Regions from separate parts of the Mus musculus genome. Here regions 1, 2, 3, 4, 5 and 6 are each linked to region 7. The links are chromatin loops, found by intact Hi-C in ENCODE. Cell type or tissue: heart. All regions are shown on one strand. Region 1 overlaps Ttc27 (tetratricopeptide repeat domain 27). Region 2 overlaps Fam98a (family with sequence similarity 98, member A). Region 3 overlaps Ltbp1 (latent transforming growth factor beta binding protein 1). Region 4 overlaps Ltbp1 (latent transforming growth factor beta binding protein 1). Region 5 has its middle 74 kb from the start of Gm31759. Region 6 overlaps Ltbp1 (latent transforming growth factor beta binding protein 1). Region 7 holds the start of Ltbp1 (latent transforming growth factor beta binding protein 1).

Region 1 (4,000 bases), 270 kb after region 7:
CTTGAAGGAAGCTTTGACGCTAGGAAGCCCAGACCATCATTCTGCTGTCCCCTGGGGGACAGTGTTTTCTCTTCTGTTCCTATAGAGTGTGTGTGCGCGCGTGTATCTCAGTCAACTTGACTCTGTCAAATGAGTTAGCTAGGCAGCATGATCTCCACAGGGCCTTTCCAAAGATCTCAGACAAGGACATTGGGACAGGAATGGAAAGGGAGCCAGATATGGAACCCTTGGGGAAGAACTAACAGGATTCAAGAACCAGCTAGCTGACAGATGAGTCAACTGTAAAAAAAGGGTTTCCGCTCTGGTAGACTCTGGTAGGCTTAAGTAAAAGAGATACATGCTGGTTAATAGACATATACTTATTATTGGTACTGTGTAAGTTCTCTGTTCATACTCATGACCATCTAGACAAAATGACAACCCATACATTTAAAACACAAGCTAAATGCAAAATCTCTTCCCAAGAGATTTTTTTTAATGCTGTGTTAAATGGTATATTTAATAACACTCATTCCAAAATATCAAAAAGAAATTTTATCACTGAATACATCAGTCTTTGGCTGTGAGAACACCCTAACCCCAGGGTCACACAGCTGCAGGGAGAAGACACTACACATTTCTTCGTAGACAGTGTCTTCATGAGCTCAAATGGCACTATTCCACCTCACACACTCCATGCAATGCACTTCAGTATCTGCTCCAACAGTCACCTGCAGAACCGTGGTTCATCTAGTCCAGCATTTCAAAGAATCCTCACACTGTGCTGAGGATTGTATGTTTCCTGATTCCAACCTATTCCTTTCATAAATGTGATGTGCCTAGCGAAGTAGTGCTGATGCATGCGGTGATAGGCTCTATCTATCTCACTGAAGTAACATTCCTGGACACGAGTAAGATCTCAGCTCTTCGTAAAACCCTTTCATATGTCCTACAAGCTGAAAAATTCCTGACAACCTCTGATGATCCTTCAAGGGCAATATTTCAAATATAATATCCTCCAGAACAAAATATCCCCGCCCTGCCCCCCCCACCCCCACCCCCCCACCCCACCCCCCCCCCCCCCCCCCGCTGGCCACATTTGTTCCGGCCCTGCTTGCTCCAACCACATTTACTTCACATATGTGGGTACACTGTCCAGCAGAAGACAGTATCAGATGCCCATTACAGATGGTTGTGAGCCACCATTGGTTACTGGGAATTGAACTCAGGACCTCTGGAAGAGCAGTTGGTGCTCTTAACCGCAGAGTCATCTCTCCAGCCCCCAAAATATTTTTTAAATAAGATTATTTATGAAATATTACAGACCACTTCAGACATAGCTAAAATGTCTACTTATGTAAAGCCACTCTTTTTTGACCAGATAAAGTGATAAATGTTAATTAGCCTAGAAGAACAACATAAAAATTCTTGGTGGCAGGGCAAAGCAAACGATGTGCTCAAACCCACTGCAGAAACGCCATAGGCCACTGAGGGTATGAGTTACCTACAGACAGATTTCCAACTACCTCAGTTAACCATTCCTGCTTTTGAACTGAATTTTAACTAATAGAAATATAACTTCTAGAAACAAAAATTCCTTCTAAAGCACACAATATGGTTCCAACCTTTTAAAGGACCATAGGAGTTTTTATAGTTTTTTTTCCTTAATAATGAAGGCTACTCCTTACAAAGATTAGTTACTAAGACATATTACAGATGTAGCAACAGATACAGGTGTATTAATATGAGACAATGTGGAAGAGGAATAAATATAACTTTATCAAAATTACACCAAATTAGGTTTGCTTTAAAAACAAAAAACTCCTAGTAACAACACCTGGCCTTCCTTTTCAATAATCAATTTCCCACAAAAGCACAGTGAAGTATAAGAAATTGTATAACAGCCTTTGGAGTATAATGCAACTGTCATTATATAAAGTTCAATAGTGGACTGGGTTCTCATAACACTCTCTTCCAAATGCCTTCCTTGTCCTCCAGGAAAACCACCTTGGCTCCCATCACCATCAATGACAGTCAATGCACCCCTCCCTGGCTTCAAACTTTTGTCCTGCTTCGTGAACTACAAGGCTGCTCCCTTGCACAGTTCTTTTACAGAGTAACCTCACTTCATTTCAAAAACATGTGGTGGCATAAACCAGGAAAGACCAAGTTTACATAGTTCTTACTTGCTAAAATCAGAAGACAACACACTGCCTACAAAATAGGTACTGTGTCCTCATTTTTCCAAGCTCCACCTCTCCCTCCATTCTAAAGAGAATGTCACACCTAGGCTCAAAGGAGAAACATGAAAGCCAAGGACTGAAAAAAAAAGGTAACTTGTTCAATTTTGTTACCTAAAAAAAGTATGGTCAGGGTTAAGAGCACTGGCTGCTCTTCCAAAGAGCCCTTGTCCAATTTCCCAGTTCCCTCATGGCAGCTCACTACCATCTAACCTAACTCCAGTTCTAAGGGATACAGTGCCCTCTTCTGGCCTGTGAGGCCACCTTACACATGTGGGTCACATACATACATACATGTAGGTAAAACTCCCACACATAAAAAGTAAAACAAAATAAACTTTAAAAGTAAATTGGGTGCATCTGATATGTATTATTGTACAGAAAAGCAAATTAACTGGTTTGGGGGTGCTATTTTGTTTTAAGGCAGGAGCTCACTATGTTGTCTTAGTTCAAACAGAAATTTGGGGCTCAAGAGATTATCCTGCTTCAGCCCATTATGGCTGGTTCAGCAGGCCACACCACTATACTCATCTGCTCTCTCTAGTCAGGGTTAGGTCTCAGAACAGAGAAACTGTTGACACACATGCAACACTTAACCTCTTATGGTTTAACTTTCTTGTGTCAACTGTCCCATGTGCTGTCACTACCTAAAAATTCTCAAAAACCAAAGACAAACATACAAATAAGCCAATTTTTAAATACTGACTATATTTCCTTTTAAATCATGTATAGATGTCCATTTTTACTAAAATAGCAAATGCTTATATATTTCTATCCAAAATAAAACAAAAGTTGGGTAGTTTGAACCAATCACCTAGTTGAGTAAAATTACTATGTATATTACAATCCTTCCCACTCTGCTAGCCTACTTATTAATATACAGATAAACCCTTGAAGGTAACAGACTCCAAAAACAAATCCAGATTCCTGCAGTTCACTCATGCCTTCACTGTGTGCTGCCTCATTCACAGACTGATCAGTGTGCCTCCACCAGAGCTATAGGAACCCCCATTCCCTTGACTCCCTACTAAACACACACAGTCACACTGCACTAGACTCAGGATGTCAAAGAATATGGGTCTTGGAACCAGGCACAGCCAAAATCAAACCCCAGCTTTGTAAATCAGAAATTCATTACTAACCTCAAGTACATTTGTATTCAAATACTCCTTTACACTAAGAGATTTGGTTTGGTAATTTTTTATGATTCTATTTTTCATTTTAACTATATATGTGTGTGTGTGATTCTATGCACATCAAAGTAGATGTCTATAGAAACCAGAAGAGAATATTGGCTCTCCTGTGAGCTGCTATCATGTACTGGAAACTGAGTCCAGACCCTCTGGAAGAGCACTGGCCATCTCTCCAGCTCTATTTGGCAGCTTCTGCAAGAAAATCCATTCCGCAAGCAAAGGGAGCCTGGAAGCAACTGTGGAGGTGCCCAGTGCCCTCCTCTCCTCGAAGGCTTTCCTAGGGAATGGAGGGGGTGGGCAGCAGGAGCAGCAGGGAGCCCTGGCAAGCTCGTCTGCTTCGTGACTCTGGGAAATCTCTCACGTTCATTTTAGTACACTTTATGTTTAGTGTTATAAACTATTAAAACAATAAGGCCAATGCAAAAGTGTCTTCTGCTGCCATCCTCAGGAAAACATGTTCTATCAAATGTCTTTAAAATTAAGCTTTCCTTCTGGTTCTTCAAAGGAAAAAGAATAATTTCCTACTCCAGGTAAAATGTAGATCAGTTTACTCTAGCTCTAGTAAAGCCTCTTAAAAATGATAATAAT
Region 2 (4,000 bases), 530 kb before region 7:
CTCCACCCCCAGAGATGCCACCGTGGCAGAAAAGACAAGATGGCCCCCAGCAGCAAGCAGGAGGCCGAGGCGGAGGGAGAGGTGGTTATGAACATTCCTCATACGGAGGACGAGGAGGTCATGAACAAGGAGGGAGAGGTGGACGTGGTAGCTATGACCACGGTGGCCGAGGGGGAGGAAGAGGAAATAAACATCAAGGAGGCTGGACAGATGGAGGGAGTGGAAGTGGAGGTGGTTATCAGGACGGTGCTTATCGAGATTCGGGCTTCCAGCCTGGTGGCTATCATGGTGGCCACAGTGGTGGCTACCAAGCTGGTGGCTATGGTGGTTTCCAGACATCTTCATATACAGGAAGTGGCTACCAGGGCGGTGGATACCAGCAAGACAATAGATACCAAGATGGTGGGCACCATGGTGAACGAGGCAGTGGTCGTGGGGGAAGAGGTGGTCGAGGGGGTCGGGGAGGACGTGGAAGCCAGGGAGGAGGCTGGGGAGGAAGAGGGAGCCAGACTTATCATCAAGGGGGCCAGTTTGAACAGCACTTCCAACATGGAGGCTATCAGTATAGTCATTCTGGATTTGGACAAGGAAGACATTATACTAGTTGAGGCTACAGAAACTCACATTTTGCTAGAGCTCAAGTAATAGAAACTTAGTTTCAGAATCCTGAATCCAACATCTATTTGGAATGAATGTAAGACCACAGGTAGCAGGCATACTCCTGCTTAGGATAACCATTTGCTGGTCTTCATTCAATTCTTTCTCTCTTTTTATTACTAAACAGTTTTACATAACACTGTTTATTTAAGAAACATATCTCTTCTTTCTATGAAAAACAAATTTTAAAGGCAATTTAAGTTGCCTTTAGTTGACCGGTAAACTAATCCAGTTGGAACATACATGCTTTTTTGAAGAAATTACTTGAATAAAATAGTTTTCACATTTTCAATATGCAAGTTTTGAAAATGAGGATTTGCCTGGACTTTTTTATATTTAATGCTGGGAAACCTTCCTCATATTAACAACCCATGTATGTTTTTCGTAAGCTACCTTCTGATGTCTATTCTCCGAGCATAGCTCTGCCCTGATTGGCATTTTATTCAGAGAGATGTTTGTCACCTTTCTTTTTGGTAGACCTGTTGGGTTGGTTCCTATTACATGAGCTCTTTTGCAGATAGCACATTCAGTAGCCTTATCCTGTTGGTGGAATACTGTACCATATGCTCCTCCAAAACCCATGAACACGGCCAAAACCCATAAAAACAACAAAAGCAAACTAAGTCAAGAACCGTAGTATCTGTAGGCACTTAGTTAAGTATAGCAACTCAAACCAGACCTGCATCCATCCGAGACAAACGTTCCTCCTTCACCCTTGTTTTTACTTGAAATTCGCTAGAAGAAATGGCGAGCAGACATCTGTTCCATGCACTAGTTAATGCTACTGGCTCAGCATATACAAGTTAGCTTGCTTTAGGCAAGGGACCTTTCTTGTGATGGACGTGCACTACGAAGTGAGATGGAGTCCTGCTCCGTGCAGGAGGCCCTTCATTATTGCTGCAGAAGACAGAAGCCTGGCTGAGTCACTCTCCACGTCTATCCTGAAATCACTCAATGCTTCTGCCGGGTTTTTGTACATGTAAACACTGTCAAGCTGTGAAAGAAAGTGGCTGGAGGTGTGTTTGGTGTGAGAGGTGAGCAATAAAGTACCTGCACATTCTCTCCTTGCTCTGGGAGTTTTCTTTTAGCTATTTTCATACCAGATTGTGCGTTTGTGTCAGGTTTATGGAGTAAGGCTTTTGTTCCTGAATGGTATTTCCTTAAGTAGAAGGTAGCCCTTTTTCTGGAAACTGAAACAAACTGGGAGGGGGAAAAGCTATTTCCACATTTACCTTATTTATAACAGTACGGCTAGAAAGCCTTCCTCTGACTCTGTCCACTGGGTGTAGCTGTTGCTACACATGTTAGGCAAGATGCAGTAATGCCCCTCCCTAACCTCAGAGGGTTTGTTTCCCGTTCTCCCTAAAAGCAGACGTGGTTTTCTTAGAAGAAAGTGACCTGGAAACTACAAAGTACTTATTAGAGAAATGGTATCTTCTGCTAAGTGGACCATCTTTAAGGTTTATTATGGTGTGATGTGTGTGTGTGTGTGTGTGTGTGTGTGTGTGTGTGTGTGTGAGTGAGTGGAGCATGTATGTATCTTAAGGTCACAGGGCAACTTTCGGGTGTTGGTTACTCCCTCCAACAGAGGGAGCTGGGAGGTCAAATTTGCATCCGTCAGTAATCAGGCCTGAGCAGATAGATACCTTACTCTGAGCCATCTCACAGGCCCCCAAGGGGTCTTATCTTTAAAATACTTTACTATTGAAATAGGGGTTTTATGATAACTAAAACTATCCTTGAAAGACCAATATGATCCTTTTATTCATTTTAGCAAATTTCAGCTACCTTTTGTGATTGCAAGATGTTCAAAATGCTTTATTAAAATGAATTAGAGTGTAGGCTTTCTCTTAAACAGCAGTGAATACATAGGTTTACTGTAGGTGGTTCCTCTTACCTCAGGTAGATACTTGCTTTGTTTCCGTAATCCAGGACTCCAGAGTCTTCCTCCCACTAGACTTACTCTTGACAGGTAGAATTTTGATTTATTATTACAAGGTTGTTTTCTCAGGCATGATCTTTTGAGAACAAATGGTAGATTTCTCCACAGTGACCTTAAGTTTTTCATCCTTGTTTATGATTTAAACTAGACATTGTTCTCCACATTGAGAAGCCATAGAAGAATTTAGTTTCTCCCCTTGACCATAAATTCTCTAGATAAGATATCCTAGCCACCAACATTACCACATTAGCATTGTTGGGTTTTGCAGAGAATGTTCCCTTAAATGATGGCATATTCTGTTTTCACTTGTTTTCTTTGTGTTTGGAATCACAATATGTCAAAACTGGCCTCAAACTCTTGGGCTCACCCCAGCCTCCCAAACACGTGGCTCTACAGGCAAATGCCACCAACCATACCGCAGCTGATCTTGTAGACTCTCTTAACCTTGTGGTCAGTAGTGATTTACCTGGGGTAAGGCATATGGGGATTTCTTTGAGAATCAAGATTTTTCACATGAACCACTAAGCCATCTGTGGAACAAGCCGGGTAGGCCTATACATTGTTCCACCCAAGATCAGGAGCTGGAACCGGGAGTCTGTGCTGAGAACTCTTGAGCCCTGCCATGGGTGGGTCCTGTACCTTTAATGTGTAGAACCAGTCTGGCTGATGTCCGGCTGCACCAGACACAGACTGAGTCTGCCTATCAGGACTCGAACCACTTCTACATGCTCGGAACTGATTGCCACTGGCCAAATCACCTTTTCCCCCAAGCGTTTCCCATCTTTATTTCTGTTGTATGGGTTCTTCCTAAACTCAGCTGATGTCCTTTTAGTTTTTTAACCCAGAGTGACCTTATACTGACCCTCCTCCATCCAATTCTCAAGTGCTGAAATTACAGGCATGCACCATGTCCTCAGGCCTTGTAAAAGTATCTTTGAGTTTACCTAGGTAGAAAAATAGATTCAGGCTGTGCTCATTACCACATACGGGGCTCTGTAAGACTTCTCCCTGATCTTATTTTATTCCTCCTTAGCATGACTATAGTTAGAAATATTCCTCTTGTTCAGTGACACAGCAATAAAAACTGGTGTGTACCAGTTTGGAAACTGTGTAATTCATCTAATTCATGGACTAGAGTAGGGACTAGGTTTAAGGGGAGCAGTCTTATAAAGCACGAACAGTGAGATAATGGCCCAAGAAGCTTCGTGTACATGTGTAATAGAAATAGAAATGGTACAGATTTGGGCAAAATGCAAAGGTTATAAGTAAGAAAAAGATAACTCAATGTAGCTATGTTTTGCCTGACCGAATGCTTCTGTGTGCCTCCTGTTTAATGACGAAGGCTGCAGCGAACACCTGCACCAGGCAGATGGGAACAGGAGCAGGCGGTGCCTCTAGGGT
Region 3 (4,000 bases), 370 kb before region 7:
CATTATGATCAAGACAGTAGGAACCACGAAAATAATTTTATAGTTGTGGGGTCACCACAACATGAAGAACTATACTAAAGATTGCAGCACTGGGAAGGCTGAGAGCCATTGATGGAGCCACTTTCCCAGGTCAGCTATCCCTTTCCCATTTCAGAGACAGGGACCACAAAAACACTGTCCACAGGGAACCTTCAGCATGGTGGGGAGGCTCAAGATAAGACCTAGTTCCTGTGGGTGACAACAAGCAGTTGGATAGAGTTGAATTGATTCTGTCCTATTAACACTTAGGAGCCAACTCATAGAAAGCTAATTACAAAAACCAATGCACGTGACAGCCACACGATCCTAGTCACACGGAGACAGTAAAGACACATGGGGCTGGAGAGAGCACGATTGCCTCGTGTCTTGGCTCTTGATTCTCCAATAACTGCCTGAGTCAATCTTGGATTTTCTCTACCCAGTGACCTCGGGTGGCCTAAAATGATGATTCTACAGACTGCAGATGTAAGAGGGCCAGTGTATGAACGCTTTCTTCAGAGTGAAGTTCTCCTTCCTGCCCCTGGGTACTATGGATGTGGACTGTGTTTAAAAGAGCTGTGGACTGGGGAAAACCTTGGGATTTCAGTTTGAAAGGTATTTGCTCTAAGAATTAGGACCTTAGGTTGAAAGAGAGTTAAATTAATTTGAATAAGTGAGTGAACAGTATTTAAATATACAAAGAAATTCAAATTACTTATATGTTCTTGAGATAGGGCATCTAGACCAGGCTGCCTTGCACTCGCTATGGAGGACGAGGATTATTTTGAACGCCCTCAGCCTCCTGCCTTTACACCCCTAGTGTTCAGGTCACAGCAGTGCAACTCCATGCTGGGTTTATGTGGTGCTAGGAATCCAACCCAGGGCCTTTCGTTTGGCAGACATGTTCTCTACCAACTGAGCCTCATCCTCAGCCGCTGTATTTAAGCTTGACCTCTCTGATATTAATAAGGCTGTTTAAATATTAAAAATTTTAAGAGCTGTGGGCTATCTTATCAGCTACAGAACTTTCGAGACATCAAGCGGACAATTTATAAGGGAAGGCTTAACAATTTATGACAATGTTAGGACTTATGTACAGCAGGACATATAATGTCTTCCTTGAGACAGAAACAAGAAGAAAGAATAAATGCATTTTCTAGGAGGTTGTTTTAGGGTGAAATGCTGTATATATTCAAGTTAACCGCTTAGAGTCTAGGTTTTACATTTTGTAGATCTAATACATCGAGTGTTCGCTTCAAAAGCTGTCATTAGCTGGCCCTCTACAGGCATGAAGCCTCCCTCGTAGCTCACACGGTGCACTGGTAGAGAAGCCCGCAGGGCACAAGGGAAGCTTCTTTGTCAGCATGCAGAGCTATTGGGGCCATACCCGTTCCTAAATGCTCTGGCACCCTTAAGAGCTCTTCCTAAACTCCCTTGAATGCCCACCTTGAATACTGGTTTGGATGCTTGCCTCCCTTCAAAGAGATGCTGGCACTGTATAACAAGGTAACCATGTAGAACCGGAATGAACTCAACTTATTTTCTAGAAGGGGATTTAATAATAATCACTTAACATAGGGGTATTTACTGTCCTACAACCCAGGCAGTAGCACAGCTAGCACCTGATCGCCACCTTGAGGCAGGTGTTGGTACTGCCATTCTACGCTGGAAGAACCAGGCTAACAGATGTATAGACATAATTCTTTATTGAATGTTGTTTTACAACCACCCCATTGTAAAAAGAAAGCTTTTTTTTTTTTTGCTTTATGGGAGGGGTGATGTTTCATTTTCTAAATAAATACAACAATCTCTCAGTGAGGAACAGTAAAAATTGCAGGCCAGCCATTCCACACAGCATATAATTTCCCTGGACACCAACATTCAACCCCACAGAAGTGAACCCTGCCTTCATGGAATACTTCCAACTCAGCTTAGAAGGCTTGCATGAGCTTCTAGCTTAGCCATCCTCCATTCTACCTGGATCGCAGTTACTTTTCGGGAATCACAGTGTACAGAACATGTGGCCAAAAGGCTGCATGCGCTCACACTAAGACAGGATTAAATTGTCATTAGTTCACAGAGAGCTCTTAATTTTAGATACAGGAGATTTGAAAGCATGTGCCTAGTGCAGCGGGGAGAACCAGTCGTCGAACCAGAGTGGGATCCTGGGTCTCCTAAGAAAACGCGGTGGCCCTCTGCTGTGCTTCCCAAATGGGATGTTCCCGAGTTATTATTAACATTCTCTGGAAAGACATTTCTTGGAAAAGCCCTTACGCCATCAACGCTGAAAGGGTTTTTACAACTATTGCCCAGTTACAATATTTTTTCAAGTGTCGCCTGCAAGTCAAATGTCTGTCTTCCTTCTCACCTCAGGACTGTTACACAACAGCTCACACTGGGATCTTTGAGAACGTGGGAGAGCCAGGCCATGCGAGGATGTGGAAGTCACGGGCTCAGTCATCTCTAAGGCAGAGTCTAAATTCTTTTACTTGGGTAAAACCATATAAAAAGGTGGTGCTAGATTAGATTTACAGCATTTTGACACAGGGAAAGTATCATGCGTATATTTAGGAGACAGATTTAGGAATAAAACACCCTAGTTCACAATTCTGTCTTTCCAAACATAAATTGTGAACACGTCACAAACTTTTTGGCCTACTATAGAGAGTATGTTTGGTAAATAACAAAATGAAGGAAGAAATGTATAGTTTTAAATACATTTAAATTTAAATATAAAGTTTAGATTGAAGTTGAAAGTGAAAACAGGAGAATGATATACAATTTAGATTTGCATCTCAGGAAATGGATCTCTCTTCTTGTCAACCCGAGAAGCACATAACTTACTGGCCATAACACTGGTGTTAAGAGGCAGGTACATGAAGGGCTTATGCAACTTAATCATTTGAAAAGAAAATCCTTTCTTTTAGGTAGCGTCCACCTAAACAGGAGACATTAGGTAATACTGTCATGGATCCTCATGTATATTCACTTCATGCATCTCATGCTATTTATCAGTCACTCATTTAACACCCACACGGGAAACAGAGATGACATAATTACACCTAGTCCCAGCTTTCTGAGTTCAAGTCTCAGGTCAACATTTCTGTTTATTTTAAATGAGATGATTGTATACAATATATATGTATTAAAAACAAACTCAAGTAGTGAAAAGGATATAAATTTATAAGAAGCCATCAACACAGCTATGCATGTTCTTTCTTTGAATGTATTACGCAAAAGACAGTTTACTCAAGTTGTTTTATGCCTCTGTATAAAATATGGCCTATGGCTGGCAATATGGCTCAATGGGTAAAGATGTTTTCTGGCAAGCCTGTTGACCCAGACCTACAGGATCTCACTACACACACACACACACACACACACACACACACACACACATACACACACACACACACACGATAAGTAAATGTAATAAAAGTTTAAAAAATGGCTTAGCAGCATTCTCTACCAGGCTCTGTAGCTGTGCTTCAGTTAGAAAATGCCTGCAGAGTATTCTCCACTGGACAGATGTATCACAGCTCATCAGTCGGCTCCAGACACAGGCAGTTTCATTTCTCCTTATGGTGTTTGGTTTTCTGTCACTCAAACACATCCATAAGATGTGTTCCCCAAAAGAGTTAGTGACCCCAGTATTCATATGCATTTGTATCTTCAGACTGCTTAGTTGCAATCTAAAAGGACAACAATTCTAATATACTGACCACTATTAAAATATGATTGAAATGTGTGCCTTTGTGCCACTGCCATTTCCATTGAGACTGTAACAAAAAAATGAAAGCGAGGGCCACTCTGACCAATAATACCAGAGCTCTCAAGAATGCTTCTAAGGTGGATGTATGCTGTAGTACAAGAGACTACCAACAGGGGGCACTCTCCCAACACTGCAGTTAACCCATTAGTTAACCCATTAGGTAAGCACCTGACATGCATACATTTTAGAAGGGAGCTCTCCATCAAGACC
Region 4 (4,000 bases), 70 kb before region 7:
ATACAGTGCCAATGACATCTCCTTATAGCTCCCTGGGACCCATCTGAGCTTCCTACCTCAGAACGATGAGGCAAATGTGTGAAAGGACTAGACGTGTGGCAGCTGTAACAGCAATGACAGAGAACTCACACAAACACAATTTTTAAAGCCTCCGCATTTTAGAGGTTACATTTGCAGAGTGCCTACAGTGCAGGCTGGAGGGCACAGGTGAAAATAGATGAATACCTTCAGACAAGTTCCTTAACACCCCCAGCCAACACCTGAGCTGCTGCATCATGTCAGATGGGGATAATTAGTACTACAACTTGAAGGAAACTGGTCTGTGCTGAGCCCTAAGTACCTGGGACAATGGAGGCTTTGGAGTCCTGAAGAAACTGCTTGGAGAGTGGACTGACATTTTTCTTAAGAGACTGGACTCATTTTATTAAGACTACATTTGGTCTCAAGAAACTAGATTCATTACTGAAAGGGGGCTATTAAAAATCAACCCTGGCTCACTTGCTTGCTTCTTCTCTCTATATCATTTTCCTCTCCTCTCTGTCCTTTCCTTCTCTTCCCTCCATACCTACATGGTCACCCAGTCTTGGGCTATCATCCTCCAGAGCGATAAACCAACCACTTTTCTTTGTATTCAGATTCAGGTATTTTGCTATAGCAGCATAAAACATACTAGGACAAGCAGTATCTATTTCACATTCTTTTGAAAAGATTAAATAATATCGTCCCCCAAAGCAATGAGAGCAATGCTTGGCACAGCACAGACACCCAGTAAACACCGGCTCTTACCATCCATCACACAGCGTCATTCCACTGTGCAGATATGAAACAACTAAACTGGGGAACAGACTGGACCCAAACTAGCACTTGCCCTTTTTAGATGAAAATTTTTGAGTTCCTATCAGAAGTCTTTCAACATAATTGACCAGAATTTAAGTCAAGGCAATCGTCGGTTCTTTATCAAACTGCTTGAGGACACTCTTTTCTCATGGGGCCTAGCAGTGTACAGAGCTCTCAAAGAACACGGGCCATCTCCCCCATCTCACCTTATGGTCTATTCTTCCTTCAAAGTCTACCTCGAGAGTTCTTTTATTCCAGTCCCTCAGGGGACCGGGAAGGTGACTCAGTGGATGGGAGTGCTTACTGCATAAGCCTGCAGGCCTGACTTTGATCCCAGCACCCACATTTAAAACAGGGGGTGGGGTGGAACTCACTTTGTAGACCAGGCTGGCCTCAAACTCAGAAATCCACCTGCCTCTGCCTCCTGAGTGCTGGGACTAAAGGCATGTGCCACCACCACCCGGTGAAATGTCCTGTTCTTAACATGGATGGCGCATAAGAATGCCTTTGCTCATCAGTCCCAGGTGACCTCAAGCTTGAAAGGTGGGAAGACATATATGGTGATAAAAACAATCACTGGTCCTGTTTTAGTTCGTATTCCAACGGAGCCTTGGGATGATGCCACAGTCCTCTTCTTCCGCACCATCAGGCCGACAGCAAAGCCTGCATCTGCCTCTCAGACTTGTCAGGCAGGTGAAGAGCACTAAGGAAAGGCCAACTCAGCACCAAACTGTCTGGGACTTTACAAACACAAGCAGTGTAAGCCCAGTGGAGTGCGACTCACACTCTAAGTACCCATGGAACACACTGCAGGCAGCGCCTTTACCACTATCAATACCTTTCCTCTCCAGGCAAAAAGAGAAAAGAAAACGTTAAAAGGCTTTCATCACTTTTGCACATACGCATGCTGAGGCCAGAAGTCGACGTCATTGTCTTTCTCTATCACATCCACATTATTCTTTTTGTATGTGATTTGCCTGCATATATAGCTGGAAGCCACGTGGGTGCAGTACTCACAGAGGCCAAAAGAGGGCGTAGAAACTCCTGGAAATGGAGTTACAGTTGTGAGCAGCCGTATAGGTTAGTACTGGAAACTAAACCTGGGTTCTCTCCAAGGGTACTGAGTGCTCTTAACCGCTGAGCCATCTCTCCAGTCTCTCTACCGCTTGCTTGTTTGTTTCTTTGTTTCTTTGTTGAAACGGTGTTTCTCACTCAGCCTGGTAACATGGCTGGCCAACAAGCTCAAGGGAACACCTGTCTCCACCTCTTAGCATGAGGACTGTAGCTGTGTAGTGCCCACTTTAGCGTTTCGGAAAAACGTTTTCTAATGTTATGCAAAGCTCTGCTGAAGCTCCCCCTGTATGCCTCTGTGTGCAGGGAAGAGAAACTGCAAGGAAAAGTACGAAGAATGTTGTAAACGCAGGGAAGCTCCGAACAGAAGTGCAGGCGAGGCATCACCTCTGTGAGGGGTCCACTTACAGCAGGGGCTGCTGTAAGTCTTAGAGATCACTTTGTGACAGTAGCGATTCGTGCACTGGAAATCCTTTGGCTGTTTTAATACGTTCTATCGAGGCACCAATAGCAAGTATTCACGCTGCAGAACAGGAGAAATCTCTCTCTAAGGCATGCGCCACCACTGCCCAGCTTAAGGCTTCAGCTCTTGACATAGCTTTACAACGAGCTTTCTTATTGTGGGGAACCAAAATGGAGGAAGGTGAGGAAAAGTTCAAATACAGAGAGCAAACTCCTGGGCTGCCGCTGTCTTTGTGGAGGGCAGAGCACTCTAAGGTACCCATCGCCATTGGTGGCAAAGCGCAGGTCTGTTTCAAAGATTCCCAAGGGCAGTAATTGTTGCCAGGAAGGCAGGAACCTGACAGAGTTGAAGCTCCACATTGCCTCTCCTCCTTCGTGGTGGGGACTTCACTCGGCATTTCTCTCATCCAAACCAGGAGATAAATGTCAAGTAGTCATTTCTCAAGAACTTTAAAAGTAGAAGGCGTCCCTTCTGCGTGGACTTTTACAAGACCTCCTCTATATTTAGCAACTATCTGGCCTGCTATAAACTCACTTGGTAAATATAGAACTCATTTCAAGCCAGTCCTGTTTTTTAAAACGAACAAATTCAAATTCACTTCTTTTGCCTTCTTCGCACCCATGAGGGGAAAGTGCCAGGAGAGAGAATTATTAGTGTCTTTAATGAGAAAAACTAGTTTTTCTAGACTAGCTAAGCACCCTCCTTTGTTGCCTCAGGATACCAGGAGACGGAGAAAACCACCAAGCATTACCCCAGAAAATGAGAAGGCCGGGCTGCATGTGAGTTCTCCAGATAGATTTGACATCCATATCCTGAGAGAAACCAGACTTCCTGCTCAGGCTCAAAGAGGGGGACTGGGCACATTGTCTCCTCCATGAGGGCTTCCTCCTCACCCGGCAGAGATAACAGCTCTGCACTTGGCAAAGTGGTGCTCATTGTACCAACAGTCCCCAAACAACTAACGGACCTAGCAAATAAACAATGTCCCTTTGAGCTCTGGGTCAGGCTCCCATGGTCAGCGACTGTATCACCCATCATGAGTAATAGGATAAAAGCGGGGGAGGCATTCTACAAGAACCCGGCAAGCCGTTTTAGAGGCACTGAGAGTTGTAAACGAACTTCTTTGGAAAACATCTAATGAGTTTATGAATGACGAGAGACAGTACAAAGTTGAAGACAGCTGAGCCATTTTGACCGGTGCTCCTGTGTGAATTATTACACAGCTCGTGCACACTACCACCTGTTCACATAAAAATCAAAGACAGATCGGGGCATGGACCTACAACCTAGCAGTGGCTGATCTGGGGCCACCCTGACAGTTTACATCTGAATAACATCTATAGGGCGCAAGTGTGACAGTGACCTCAGTTATCCTGCAGAATTATGAAGTAGATAAGAATTTAAAGAAAGCTGGGGTTGGGGTGGGGGATAGATCAACCGGAAAAATGCTAGGCTTGCAAGCACAAGAACCTGTATTTGATCCCCGAAGAACACACATTTCTTCTTCTTCATCATCATCATTATCATCATCATCATCATCATCATCTGGATACGGTGACACTCTTTTAATTCCAGCCCTGGGGTGGCAGAAACAGAGAATTCCTGGGGTGCAGTGTGACCAGCCATCCT
Region 5 (4,000 bases), 130 kb after region 7:
GATGTGTTTAATTTGGAGTACCAGTAGACATGGGGGCCACTGTGTGTTGGGGAGACCCCGGGGATGGAAGAACATGGATGTAATGGGGGCAGGGGGGGGAGAAGCAGAGCAATGGGGTATGGGGTGAGAGAAGAATACTTCATCACAACAATAAAAAGCAGATCAATACATAGGATATTGTTCAGAAAGTGAAGAAAGTACCATTTGATATCCTGTGTGGAAATTTCCACATGGGAATCAGAGAGTAGGGCAGAAACTAAGAATTCTGAGTGCGGCGATTGGAGTGGTATTTGTCTTCAATCAGTGTGCTGCTGTAACAGAAAGCCAGAGACTGGTTAACTTAGGAAGAAGAAAGGTTTGTGTTACACTGTTCTGGAGTCTGGGAAATCCAGGATGGAGGGAGGACACAGCATCTGGAAAGGGCATTTTGATGCATCATTCCATGACAGAAGGCCGAGAGGGCATTGCGTGTACAAGAAAAGGAAGGGGACCAAATTCATCCTGAGTCCACCCTTGTGATAACTAAGCCCTCCAAAATGTCAGTGTTCATGAGGACAGAGCCCTCACAGCCTCATCAAAGGTCTCACCTCCCAACCATATTGTAGTGAGGACACTCCATCCATCACATGACGCTGGAGACACACCACAGCAGCGTTGGTTCAGATACCTGGAACAGTCTGAGCTGCCCAAATCCCAAACATAAAGGAAACTTCTACCTCAGAAAGATCTTCCATGGTGAGTTTTCCATGACACAGCCGGCTTTTTACCTAACTGTTTATCCCAACAAACTCTAGAGGTATGGAAAGAGAGACCTGGTAACTTGGAAAATCTCCCCCTCCCTCCTCACCGCTCGCACAGCAGGCAGTAGCTATGTGCTGTGTGCCTGTCGAGTCTACTGTTCTTTGAACTATTTTAGGAACAGCTCCTCACTACTGAGACTTTTCCATGCGACATAAATTCCTCAGGTTCTCGACACGCAGTCGCTGCTCCCGAAATGTGACATATTTGGAAGTCCCCATGGCCTTGGCTAAGATCTTAATGGGGTAGCCTTTTTAAAGTTCTTATTCCCCTCTTTCCACGCCAGGCAATGAAACATTTCCTGCCCCCCACCCCCTTAAAAAATAAGCCCTCCAGGTCGGAGGCTTCTGTTGAGCCTGTCTATTTAGGCCCTGAGGTTAGCCTGAGAATAAGTCAATGTATAAAAATAAGCTGGACTATGAAGGTCACTTATTTAAAAAGAAAAACAAAACAAAACAAAACAAAAAGACCCTCCTAGCCTTGGAGGGAACTCCTGTTAAAAGATGTCTTGAGAATGGGGTCAGATCTGGCCTCTTCCAACCCGTGAGACGAAGACAGGCTCAGAACCAGATATCAGACTGTCCGAGCACTGTCTGCCTCAGCAGGGCGAACACAGAGAAGATCAGTATGGGCTCAATGTGGGCCTTTCTCCCCACACGCTCCTACATGGAACTTTAGTTTGCTTTTCTGTTACTGTTTGCTTTTTCTGTTTGCATGGTACTTGTCAACACCATAATCAAAAGCAAGTTGGGGAGGAAAGAATTTTAGCGTATGCTTCAAGGTGAGACAATCACCACTGAAGAAATCCAGGGAAGGAACTTCAAGGCAGGAACTGAAGCAGAGACCACAAAGGAAAGCTATTTAGTGGCTTGCTCCCAGACTCCTAGTCACTAACTTTCTTATGCAGCCCAGACTCACCTGTGTAGGAATAGTACCACCACAGAGAGATGTCCCCTCCTACATCAACTAATAATCAAGAGAATGCCGTCTCACATGGCAACCTGGCCCAGCAGTTCTTCAGTTGAGGGTCCCATCCACTACCAGCCATCACACCCACTGACCCGGGCTGCCTCTAAATGCTTCTACGTCCTCAGTGCCACTGAACCGTTCTGGTTCTGCTATGACTTTTGGTATTTAAAGCAAATTCCACTTGTGAGGCCTCGGTCCACTCACCGCCCTGTGGACCCTCTCCTTCCCAGTGCCCTTCTTCCTCTGTGGACATTTCCAAGATCTGCCTGGGACAGAGCATCCCTCAGACAAGGATCAGAGAGACGGAGAGCACATGGGTGTGTTCTCCGTTTCCTTTAGCCCCTGTGTCTTTGTGTGCCTCTAACACAGCCTCTTTCCGGAGCAGGCACTCCCTGGCTTAACAATCTCTGGGTAATGAAGAACAAGTTCCTGAGCAGGGACCTACAGGAAGGGAGGAGAGGAAAACCATCCAGGTGAATTAATTACTCCAGGAAAGTCCTGAAGTAATTGGGGCTTCCTTGGCCTGAGAATAATAGCAAAGGAAAATCAATTTGTAAGCCAAAAATATTCACATCTCCATCTATGACTGGATATATATGTTCCACCCATACACGTGTTCTCCCTTGGCTGTGTGTGCCAACACAAATACCCTTTTCTTTCTCAAGGTCATCTGGAGAAAATGAGAGAATTCCAGAGAACCCCTTTAAGTACAGATACAATGAACATATGTTCTCAGCCACCTCCACAGAGACAAAGAAACAGCGAGGGACACGCAGCCAGGACCAATGGAGAAAGATCTGGTCTTTTGTTTTTCCCTGTGAGATGGGGGTCTCACTGAAGAGGCCCAGCTGACTTCAAAACCAAGATCCTCCTGTGTCAGGGTCCCCAGTGCTGGGGTTCTGGGTGTGCTTCCCCAGGCCTGTTGTGGTAAATGTGCTGCGGTGGTTGGATGTGTGAGCTGGAAATAATTAGTTCTCATAGACTCACAATTTCTAACCCTACTTTGTCCAGCTTAAAGAAACAGAGGAAAGGGATTAATGCTTGCCCTGCCCCTGTGGTAGCCCAGCACGTGAATGCCCATCTGCATACAGCTCCAGGATGATATACGCTTACCCCATCTTACAGCTGAGGCAGCTTGAAAGACCACGGCGAGGGCACAGTATGACCCCTGGGAGTGCTGACAGCAGACTGTAGACACAGGATCCAAATGTAGCTATTGCCCTAGCCTCATGGTAGACCACAAACGGAATCTTAACACTAATCATTAAGAAAACATTAAGGTACACAGGCTCTTATTCTGTCCTTTCTTCTTTCTCTAAACTGGGTGACCAATGAGCCCATAGCTCTGAAGTTCAATGAACAAACCCCCAAAGAGAGGGGCTGTGGAGATTGCTTAATGGGTAGGGCACTTGTCCTGCAAGTGTTAGAGTTTGAATCTTTATAACTGTGCTGGCTAGTTGTCTGTCAACTTGACACAAGTTGAAGTCATTTGAGAGGAGAGAACCTCAATTGAGAAAAAGCCTCCATCAGACTGGGCTGTTGGCAAGCTTGTAGAACATTTTCTTAGTTAGTGATTGATGGGATTCCGTTGTGGGTGGTGGCATCCCTGGGCTGCTAGTCCTGGGTTCTATAGGAAAACAGCCTGAGGAGTGAGCCAGTATACAGCAGTCCCTGCTGTTTGCCTTCCTGTCCTGACTTCCTCCAATGATCACTGTGATGTGGAAGTATAATCCAAGTCAATCGTCATGGTTTATAATTGTAGAACTAGAAAACCAGGCCAAAAGTCAATGGAAAGCCAGGCACAGTAGTACATCTGCAATCCCACTGCTCCTACACTGATTTAAGGGACAGAGGCAGGAGAATTCCCAGAAACCCATGGGCCAGCTGGCCTGGCATAATAGTAGCAAACAAGGGATCTAGCCTCAAAGTTGAAAGAGGAGAGCTAGCACCTAAGCTTGTCTCTCTGACCTCAACATACACACAGTGACATGAGCCTACACACATACACACACACACACACACACACACACACACACACACACACACACACAGAGAGAGAGAGAGAGAGAGAGAGAGAGAGAGAGAGAGAGAGAGAGAGAGAGAGAGGCCCATTTAAAAGAAAAATACCCAGAGGAATGAGATCATCTCTTGGCAGGGGTATGGAGGGAAGAGAAAGGTTTTTAGGTGAAAATGATTATTAAATTAGGATTGGAAGTATGCCTACATTTGGAGT
Region 6 (4,000 bases), 380 kb before region 7:
GTTACGCAGCTTCTTCTCCTTCACTCCAGGTCACTTTCTTTGTCTAAATTCAAAGCGCTGTTCAGGGGTGTACAGTAGTTGGGCTTGTCGGATGGTATGTAGCCTGGCAGACACAAGCATTTGTAGGAGCCTTCTGTGTTAATGCACTTGGCGTTCTTGCAGAGAGACATCCGATTATTCAGCTCGCTGCATTCATTTACATCTGCAATAAACCAAACCACGGTGTTTAATGCTACGTTACTCACCAGTGACACGCAGCGGCCAGCCTGGGTGCTGTCCACAGTTCTTGGCCACATAAACCAGACAGTTTCCTCATTTTTACCTCTCTCAATATGCAAGATAAGCCTTTATACATAGTAAAATAAGTGATCAGGGAGAGTCTGGAATTGCCCTGTTATTTAATACAATGTCAACATTTGTCGGCTTGATATTTAATATATCCAAGCTACAGTGTGAATGGTGATTTTTTCTTTTTAAAGATTTTTATCCAAAATAACTGCTAGGGAAGTTGTTTATTTCCTAGTTGCCTTCAGTCTTTTATATTTATCTCACATACTCAGGGGAGTCATTACTGAACTGTCAAAATTTAAATTTAAAAGTCAAAATAACTACTTGAGACATTCTGGCCTTTTAGGGGTGGGGCTGGGGGTAGAACATCATTCACAGTACAGTTCTTGAGTAGCAGGCACAAAGTCCTGGGATTCAGTCTCTGACCATGAGAAAAATATGACACTTAGGCTTCTTATATGGGGTGATAACTATGAGTTTTAGCTGTCATAAAAGAAATACAGACTATACCATTGACTACCTTAACTGTTTTTGTGTATAGTCATGTGACATGAAGTATTATTACACTTCATGCATATTTCTAGAACCTTTTTTCATCTTTCCAAACCACAAGCCCACCCATGTATCTGACACATACTCAGCTGACCAGAGCCAGTCACAGGGGACACCAGGGAAAGTGTCTCTTAACGGACACTCTCATTCTTACCGACACAGGTCATCTTGGCCATATCCAGGTGATATCCATCAAAGCAATCGCAAGTGTATCCTTCCTGGACTCTCACACAGCGGCCGTTTTCACAACCATTGAGGATGCCACACTCCTCAGCCTGTAGCTCCTCAAAGCTATTTAGAAAGCCTGCAAAGGCAAAGGCAGAAGCCAGGTTAGAAGTGTTTGCCCTCCTACCCTATTGAAAACTGAATTATTATTATTATTATAGATCTGGTTTATTTTATTTATCTGTCTTAGATACTTTAATGTTAGCTTTAGAATTTGCTATCAAGTATACCTGTACTCGGTGCTAAGCATAAAACGATGCAGTTTTTTATATGAACCAGTCCACTCTTTGAATTCCAATGCTTTATACTGAAACCACATAACATGAGAAAGCAAGCACGGGCTTGAGCTTTGTCTTTCAAATTAGGAAATGTGGAACTTTTTGAATGTTTTATATGAATTTCCAGTCAGAAAGCCTTCTGGGATTGGATTGGTGAACTTCCTGACCAGGGTTCTGTAGGTATTTTCTAAGAGGGCTCCAGGTTTGAGGACAGGCATTTGGGAATTGTAGAACCAAAGAAGAGCCAGGCTGGTTGTGCCCTGTGAGGTCTGTTTACTCTGGCTTCCCACGGAGCCTTCCACAAGAGCCCAAAGGATCAAGTCCATTGAAGTGATTCCAAACATCTTGACAAATGGGAGATACATCAGACTTGTGTTTAGAATAAAGGAAGAAAACAAAGAAGCTCGTGTTTGGCTCTCTTTATAGTTTAGATACAAGCTCTAAAACCATATGAGACATCTAGAGTTTTAACAATATAAAAACAACACGGCCAGCCCTGGAAGTGTTGAGCTATCTTCCCAGAGAGAGAAGTTGAAAATATAAATACATAATCCCCCAAGTACACTGTCACAGTTTATCTTCTCTCTCCAAAGGGGCATTACCGGGCCTCCGAGGTGATTCTCCAATAGAACAGCAAAATATTGTTGCTATTGAAGGCCTAGGAAGTCTTAATTTGCATAGGAGCCCACTAAAACACCCACTTAAAAAAAATAACACATCCGTGAAGTCCCCTTCCCAAAATTTACAGAGAGAAAGAAACAGGCCATCAAGAAATAGCAGACACAGAAAGCTGATTGGAGAAATACAGACTAGTGATGAAATGAAAGCATTTTCAAATCCAACGTATCACAGCAAAATAATTTCAACTTTATAATTAGCAAGATTACATTTTGTTATAGGAATTGCAATGTGCCATTAACAACTGGAACTCAAGACCTCTTCAAAATACTTCTGGATTTTTTTTTTCTTGCTGGGGACTCTCAGAAGACAGTTATGCTAGACTCCTAATTGCAAGCATAACAGAGTATCATTAATGTTGCTTGCCCATGGGATGAGTCTCAAATTGGGCCGGTTATTGGTTGGCCTTTCCCTAAGTCTCCACTCCATCTTTGTCCCTGCATTTCTTTTAGACAGGACAAATTGTGGGTGGAAAGTTTTTTGGTATCCTTATTCCTCTACCGGGAATCCTACCTAGCTAGAGGAGTTTGGCCTCTTCCGTGTCTGTATCCCCACTGTTATGTATCTCAGCTAAGGCCACCAAAATTGATTCATAAGAGCCTCCTCCAACCCAGGAATCTCTAGGGAGTGCCAGACACTTCTGGATTCTCAAGCCCCTGCTCCAAATCTGACATGGTACCTGTTTTATGTAAATGAGTACATCCAGTAGCTGCCAGAACCCCCTGTGGCTATTTTTGTGAAGCAGTGGCAGGGTTGAGTGGCTACAACGGAGACCACGTGGCCTGCAAAGTCAAAAACATTACCATATCTAGCTGTAGTGGGTTGGCCTGATGCTGCTTGTATTCTAATGCTAATATTAGGCCCCCCCAAGACTGGTTGCCCCAGAGACTACAGAGTGACCTTATTTGTGATTGTTAAATAAAGATGCCAACAGCCAATAGCTGGGCAGAAGAGACATAGGTGGGGTTTGGGTTTCCTGGGCTTGGGGTTGCAGAAGGACCACAAGGAAAAGAAGGTGCAAGAGGAAGGAGAAGCCGTCATAGGTTAGGTGAGTTATAAAAACATGTCCCTGAGTGCTGGCCAATTGGAGTTAGGAGCAGCCCAGAAGAAACACTGTAAGTAGTAATTAATATTGAGGTTATCAATAGGAAAGTAAATTCTAATAGCTAAAGAGTCTTGTGTTGTTTAAGGCTTATTGTAAATATGAAGGCTCTGTGTGTCTTTTATACAGGAACTAAAGGGTCAAAGGAGGGGTAGAAACTCCAGGTTGGGATCAAATAATTTCTACCACATCTAGCCTTTCAGAAAAACATAGAGTGATCTCTGCACTAATGAGTTCCAGTTTGGGTAATACTGCTCAAACTGAAGGTAATGGAGACCACAAACCATGAAGGTGATGAGAGCTCTCACTTAGACTCTCTTCCATCACTAGCCATTCATCCATCACTAGCCTCCTGCAGCAGGGCCAGAAGCCCTTGCTACCAGTCAGAGTGTATGCAGGGCCAGGGAGAAGTTTCTGCCATGTAGGCTGTTTAAAGGCCTTTGTGGAATCAAATCCGGAGATGAAGACCCACATGACAACTCTCTATGTTGCTAAATAGGAGCCTAGTGTGACACCAATATGTATGATGATATTTGTGAATTGAAAGGTGCCTCAGAGTCATGTTGCCATCGTCGAGAGCTTCAGGAGTGTTCAGCATGGAAAGTCGTGAAACGGGAACTGCAGTGCAGTAGAGGCTACGTACGAGCTGGGCAGGGGCAGGGTTGCTTAGAGACTTACCTACTGTTTCTGGACTTGTGGGCTTTCTTTGGATCTTGCTATTTCTCCCTTTTTCTTTTTAAGGAGAAGGCTTACTGATCTATAATCTTCCCTGTAATATGATGTGATCATAGTCTTGGGGTTGTGGATGTTCTCAGGCCCATTTTGTGAAGGGACTCAGGGTCATGTCTTGTTGGTAAAAAGGAAGACTACTAAGCAC
Region 7 (4,000 bases):
TCCAAATTAAGTCGCCCCCATCCTAACTTGTGATTAATGGGGTTAAAGCCGTTCAGTGGGGATACTTACCAGCACCGAATAACAAACTTTAATTCCTACTGCTGTTCACGTGGAGTCTCACCCCCAGCCCCTTACCAATTTAGGACCCACAGGTGCCAGGAAACCCAAGTATACAATTTCTGGGATGCTCAAGGAGAGCTGGGTCTTTAGAGCCAGCTTTCACTCACAATCCCTTTTTCATTAGGTAAACCAAAATAAAAAACCGAGTTGCAAGAAGTTTAATTGATGCCTTGGGATTAAGCTGTAGTGACTTCATGTTTACGCCCATAGTCTAGGAGCAGAAGGGTTTGCGCACAGGAGGTTACGCCCCGGGGAAGAAATAAATGCCTTTTGTGTTTCCCCCGCAGCTGGGTAACAATGCACTGAGAGTTAAACACCAGTAAAAAGTGAGCGGGCTTCCCCCGTGCCCACCCCTTCCCGCAGCGCCTCCGGCGGGGAGGAGACGGTTCCCGGGCCTCGGCGGGTCCCGGCGCGCGAGGCAGGCAGAGCGTGGGCTTACCCCTGCAGCTGCTGCTTCTGCTGAACCTGCAGTCTGGAGCCCCCGGCGCTCTGAGCGTCCTGCTGCACTTGGGAGCGCACGACTTGCCTGCCATGTTTGGCGAAGCGAGTGACCGCGGTCTGAGCACCCGCCTTAGAGTGGAGCTGCCGGCTGGGCCCCCCCGGACGCGCGGGCTCGGGTGGCAGCGGAGATCGGAGCCCCGGCAGGGCCGCGCCGCCGGGCTGGCTGGTGCGCCGGGTCCGCTCGGCTGGGGGCCCAGCCAAGGCGCGGCTGGAGGCGGCTGTTGAGCTCCGGCTGTACCTGGCGTCCAGTGCGACGTTGAAGGTCCGCGGGGGCCCAGCCAGAGGCAAGGCTCCGGCCGGCAGTCCCGGGCCCGGGCGCACCACGTACGTGATCCTCCGCACCCGGCCGTGCGCAGACCACGCTAGCAGCCCTGCCCAGAGCAGGAGACCCCACCTGAGCCAGGCTCCCGCCATCGCGGGCAGTCTCCGGCCGCGCGGCTCGTCCTGCCCCGGCGCGCTCCCTCGGTATCCCCAAGGACTCTGCGGAGAGCCCGTGCGCCGCGGGGTGGAGACCAACTGGGTGGCCGCAGGGGAGGGAGCTTTGCGGGCGGCTGAGCGGCAGCGGACCCCAGCCGGGAGTGGAGGCGAGCAGGGGGCGGGAGTTGGGGTGGAGAGGAGGGGAGGGGCGCGAGCTGCTCAAGGTGAGGGTCCCCTGGCTCAGACGAGGTGTCGCCGGGTGCGGCTGGGGTGCTACGGGCGCCAACCCCGCGAGGGTGAGCAAGGACGACCGTGAGCGCTGGACGCTCAGAGGCAGCCCCGGCTGCAAAGTCTTTTAAAAGTTTCTTCTCCCCGGTGGAGCCCTGTGTCAGATCTGAACAGCCAATCTGCAGCAGACGTGACGTCAGGCAGCAAATCCTAATTGGGGAAAGCTCGAGATGAGCCGGAGAATGAGCCGCCACCCTCCGCATCCAGATATTGGGGCTATGGGTCGGGTGGACAGGGATTCCCGCTCCCCAGCGCCAGGAAAAGACAAAGGGCTCAGCAAGGTGAGGGAACGGCCCTTTCCTTCTAGCAGCCGGAAAGGATTCGAGTAATACAGTTTGGAAGCGCAGGCACTTTTACTCGAGTTTGCTCGGATACTGTCTGCAGAAGTTGGATTAAAACACTAGGTCCGGTCCCAGAAAAGGCTATCCGAGGTAGCGTGAGCTGTCCATTGGAAAGTGATTAGCTCTATTAGTCTGAAGGAAGGTTTTCTTTAGGACTGCAACCTCCGGAAGACTTTGTGGTACCCTGCTCCTGACATTGGAGGGTCAAGAATGCGGGATGGGCAGCAGGGGGCGCCCGTGTAGATGAAGAAAATCGCAGAGGCTGCCCTGCCGGTGGTCCTTGCAGTGGAGTGGAATGGAGCATTTAGGAATTTCTCTCTCTCTCTCTCTCTCTCTCTCTCTCTCTCTCTCTCTCTCTCTCTCTCTCGTGCAAAACAGAGTTTGAAGAAAACCAGGAAATGACGTCTTTACTGCTAACATCTGAATTAAGACAATGTCAACAGAATGAATGCTGTTTTTACATGACTGCAATCAAAAGTCCATGATAATAACTGTATATTTTTTAAAACAATTTTTTAAAGGCCCGGGACTGGAGCAATAATTCAGTGGTTAAGTGCACTGGCTGCTCTTTCAGGGGACCTGGATTAGATTCCCAACCATCCAAAATTCCAGTTCCAGGAGGTTTGATGCTCTCTTCTGACATTCAGGCGCCCATACACATATTCAGACAAAGCAGTGACACACATAAAATAAATAAATATTTTTAAGTGAATTAAAAAGGGTCTTTTCCCAGGCTTGGGTTTTCTCACATATTAGTAATTTTGATTGTTCTTTGTTTGAGGGTTTTCCCTGCATCCGCTTAGGACAACTGATAGCAAGTGAGAATAATTTCAGAAATACTGATAGTGGGAAAAATCATTCCAAGCTGAGGACTAATCTAGTCACCTACTTTTCTCTGCACATTACAGAAATACTGGTGAGCGTTTGCTCTGAGGGAAGTGGGCCTGGAGGCCAGCAGCCTGAACACAGGCTTCCAGAAGGAGCACTGTCTGAGAGAGTCACTACCATCAAAGAAATAGCTCTGGTCGCGGGGAGGAGACCAGGGCTCCAGATAAAATGATCACTAATGGCTACAGGCCACGGACACTTCACCTTTCCTCTCAGAAGCTCTGCTTTCTCAACACACACACACACACACACACACAAACTGGGTGAAAAGCCCCTCCCAGCCCTGAACAGGATAACTCCAGTCCAACCTTAGAGCTGGGTTAAAGTGAACCAGATGAAAAGAAGGGTCAAGACACTGTCCCAAGTCTGCAACTTTGAGTTCTAGATGCAAAAGTACAAGGGAACAAATGCCTACCAAATGCCCGCTGTGCAAAAGACCAGCAGATACACAGCATCTTTGTATCTATCTAGAGCTACAAAGTATCCTGGGGCACAAAGCCTTTGTGTAAAGGAAACCTATCTGGTTGAGGAAACAAGATCTAAATAAAGCATTAAAGAAGCTAAGCAGCTGAATTAAGTAATGCTTAGAGAAAAATAACAGAAATCTCACAAGGCACTGCTTGATTTCCATGGTCCTAGAACCTAGTTTAGCCCATAATTCTTTGTCATCTTGTGGACAATTCGTAACAGAGAATGTTTCCTAGCTGCAAGTCAAACCTGCCCCGATGAAGATTCTAGGTGTCATATAGGGATTTTTCTAAGCAGTTGTTGCAGTGGACAGGGAGCAGTGGAAGGAAGCAGGAGGCGAGGCTGAGTGCACTTTGATAAGAGAGGCCATGGGATGGGAAGGGCAGAGGAGAATAGACAAGGGAAATGACCCAGGCAGCAGCATCAACAAGAAGTCTTTACTAGTCTTCAGTGCTGGGTGAGTCTTCCTGACAAGTGTCTCCCAGGTCCAGGATGGGGGAATGGCATATATCAACACTGCTTCCAGGACAGAAGCAGCTGTCTACAGAGAGCACAGCTGGAAGCAGACCCTGGGGGCCTAGCCTTGCTACTTTACTTTGAGCGAGTCATTCCACCTGCCTGGATCTCAGTTTCTAGAGAATCTGAGGTTCTGCTTGTAATCGCTGAGTTTGCAGTAAGACTGGTTTTTACTCTGATCTATGGCTCTATAGAGAAGTGTTTTCTGTGAAACAGCTCAGAAAGTAAGAGCACCTGGTGTGCAACCATAAAGATCTAAGTTCAAATCCCCATCACCCACATAGTAGCAGACCACATGGTCACAGAAGCTCATAACTCTAGCACTGTAGGGGAAGGAAAACAGAAGAATACAGGGACTTGCTCTTATCAGCCTAGCTCCTGGTGCAATGAAAGACCCTGCCTCAAGGGACTAGGCAGAAATGATCACACAGGGCATTCAGTGTCCTCCTCTGGCCTTCACA

What was found. A loop is a pair of places that touch in the nucleus more often than their neighbours do. Peaks named below come from ENCODE experiments on the same cell type or tissue, not always from the same donor. Only the 100,000 strongest peaks of a DNase experiment are listed, where the experiment ranks them.
Region 1: it touches region 7 in a loop (4-fold over the local background); 10 of 42 quality-filtered maps call a loop at or near these places.
Region 2: a loop joins it to region 7, with 3 times the contacts of the local background. A loop is called at or near these places in 10 of 42 quality-filtered maps.
Region 3: it touches region 7 in a loop (3-fold over the local background); 6 of 42 quality-filtered maps call a loop at or near these places.
Region 4: a loop joins it to region 7, with 6 times the contacts of the local background. A loop is called at or near these places in 13 of 42 quality-filtered maps.
Region 5: a loop joins it to region 7, with 2.3 times the contacts of the local background. A loop is called at or near these places in 7 of 42 quality-filtered maps.
Region 6: a loop joins it to region 7, with 2.0 times the contacts of the local background. A loop is called at or near these places in 6 of 42 quality-filtered maps.

What each region holds. Positions count from the first base shown.
Region 1 is chr17:74,731,530-74,735,529 of GRCm38, reverse strand. The region is part of intron 5 of Ttc27 (tetratricopeptide repeat domain 27); the gene reads right to left. Among named protein-coding and RNA genes, the nearest start is that of Ttc27, 16 kb to the right of the region's middle. In heart, a CTCF peak has its summit at 2,477 (motif pointing left); no DNase peak of the experiment used is centred here; H3K27ac peaks cover 234 bases.
Region 2 is chr17:75,534,810-75,538,809 of GRCm38, reverse strand. Fam98a (family with sequence similarity 98, member A) reads left to right here. Exons shown (of 8, transcript NM_133747.2): 8 at 1-1,724. The coding sequence ends at 608. Among named protein-coding and RNA genes, the nearest start is that of Fam98a, 15 kb to the left of the region's middle. In heart, a CTCF peak has its summit at 1,938; a DNase peak (open chromatin) is centred at 179.
Region 3 is chr17:75,370,212-75,374,211 of GRCm38, reverse strand. The region is part of intron 31 of Ltbp1 (latent transforming growth factor beta binding protein 1); the gene reads right to left. Among named protein-coding and RNA genes, the nearest start is that of Rasgrp3, 64 kb to the left of the region's middle. In heart, CTCF peaks have their summits at 1,654 (motif pointing left) and 3,899 (motif pointing right); no DNase peak of the experiment used is centred here.
Region 4 is chr17:75,073,355-75,077,354 of GRCm38, reverse strand. The region is part of intron 3 of Ltbp1 (latent transforming growth factor beta binding protein 1); the gene reads right to left. Among named protein-coding and RNA genes, the nearest start is that of Ltbp1, 70 kb to the right of the region's middle. In heart, a CTCF peak has its summit at 1,857 (motif pointing right); a DNase peak (open chromatin) is centred at 3,314; H3K4me3 peaks cover 295 bases; H3K27ac peaks cover 3,138 bases.
Region 5 is chr17:74,874,076-74,878,075 of GRCm38, reverse strand. No RefSeq gene overlaps it. Among named protein-coding and RNA genes, the nearest start is that of Gm31759, 74 kb to the left of the region's middle. In heart, no CTCF peak of the experiment used is centred here; a DNase peak (open chromatin) is centred at 2,145; H3K27ac peaks cover 3,783 bases.
Region 6 is chr17:75,386,574-75,390,573 of GRCm38, reverse strand. Ltbp1 (latent transforming growth factor beta binding protein 1) reads right to left here. Exons shown (of 34, transcript NM_019919.4): 33 at 995-1,144; 34 at 1-202. The coding sequence ends at 21. Among named protein-coding and RNA genes, the nearest start is that of Rasgrp3, 47 kb to the left of the region's middle. In heart, a CTCF peak has its summit at 1,924; no DNase peak of the experiment used is centred here.
Region 7 is chr17:75,002,921-75,006,920 of GRCm38, reverse strand. It overlaps Ltbp1 (latent transforming growth factor beta binding protein 1), which reads right to left and starts at 1,392. Exons shown (of 34, transcript NM_019919.4): 1 at 560-1,392. The coding sequence starts at 1,035. In heart, CTCF peaks have their summits at 507 and 1,866 (motif pointing right); DNase peaks (open chromatin) are centred at 710, 1,410 and 1,850; H3K4me3 peaks cover 2,103 bases; H3K27ac peaks cover 3,697 bases.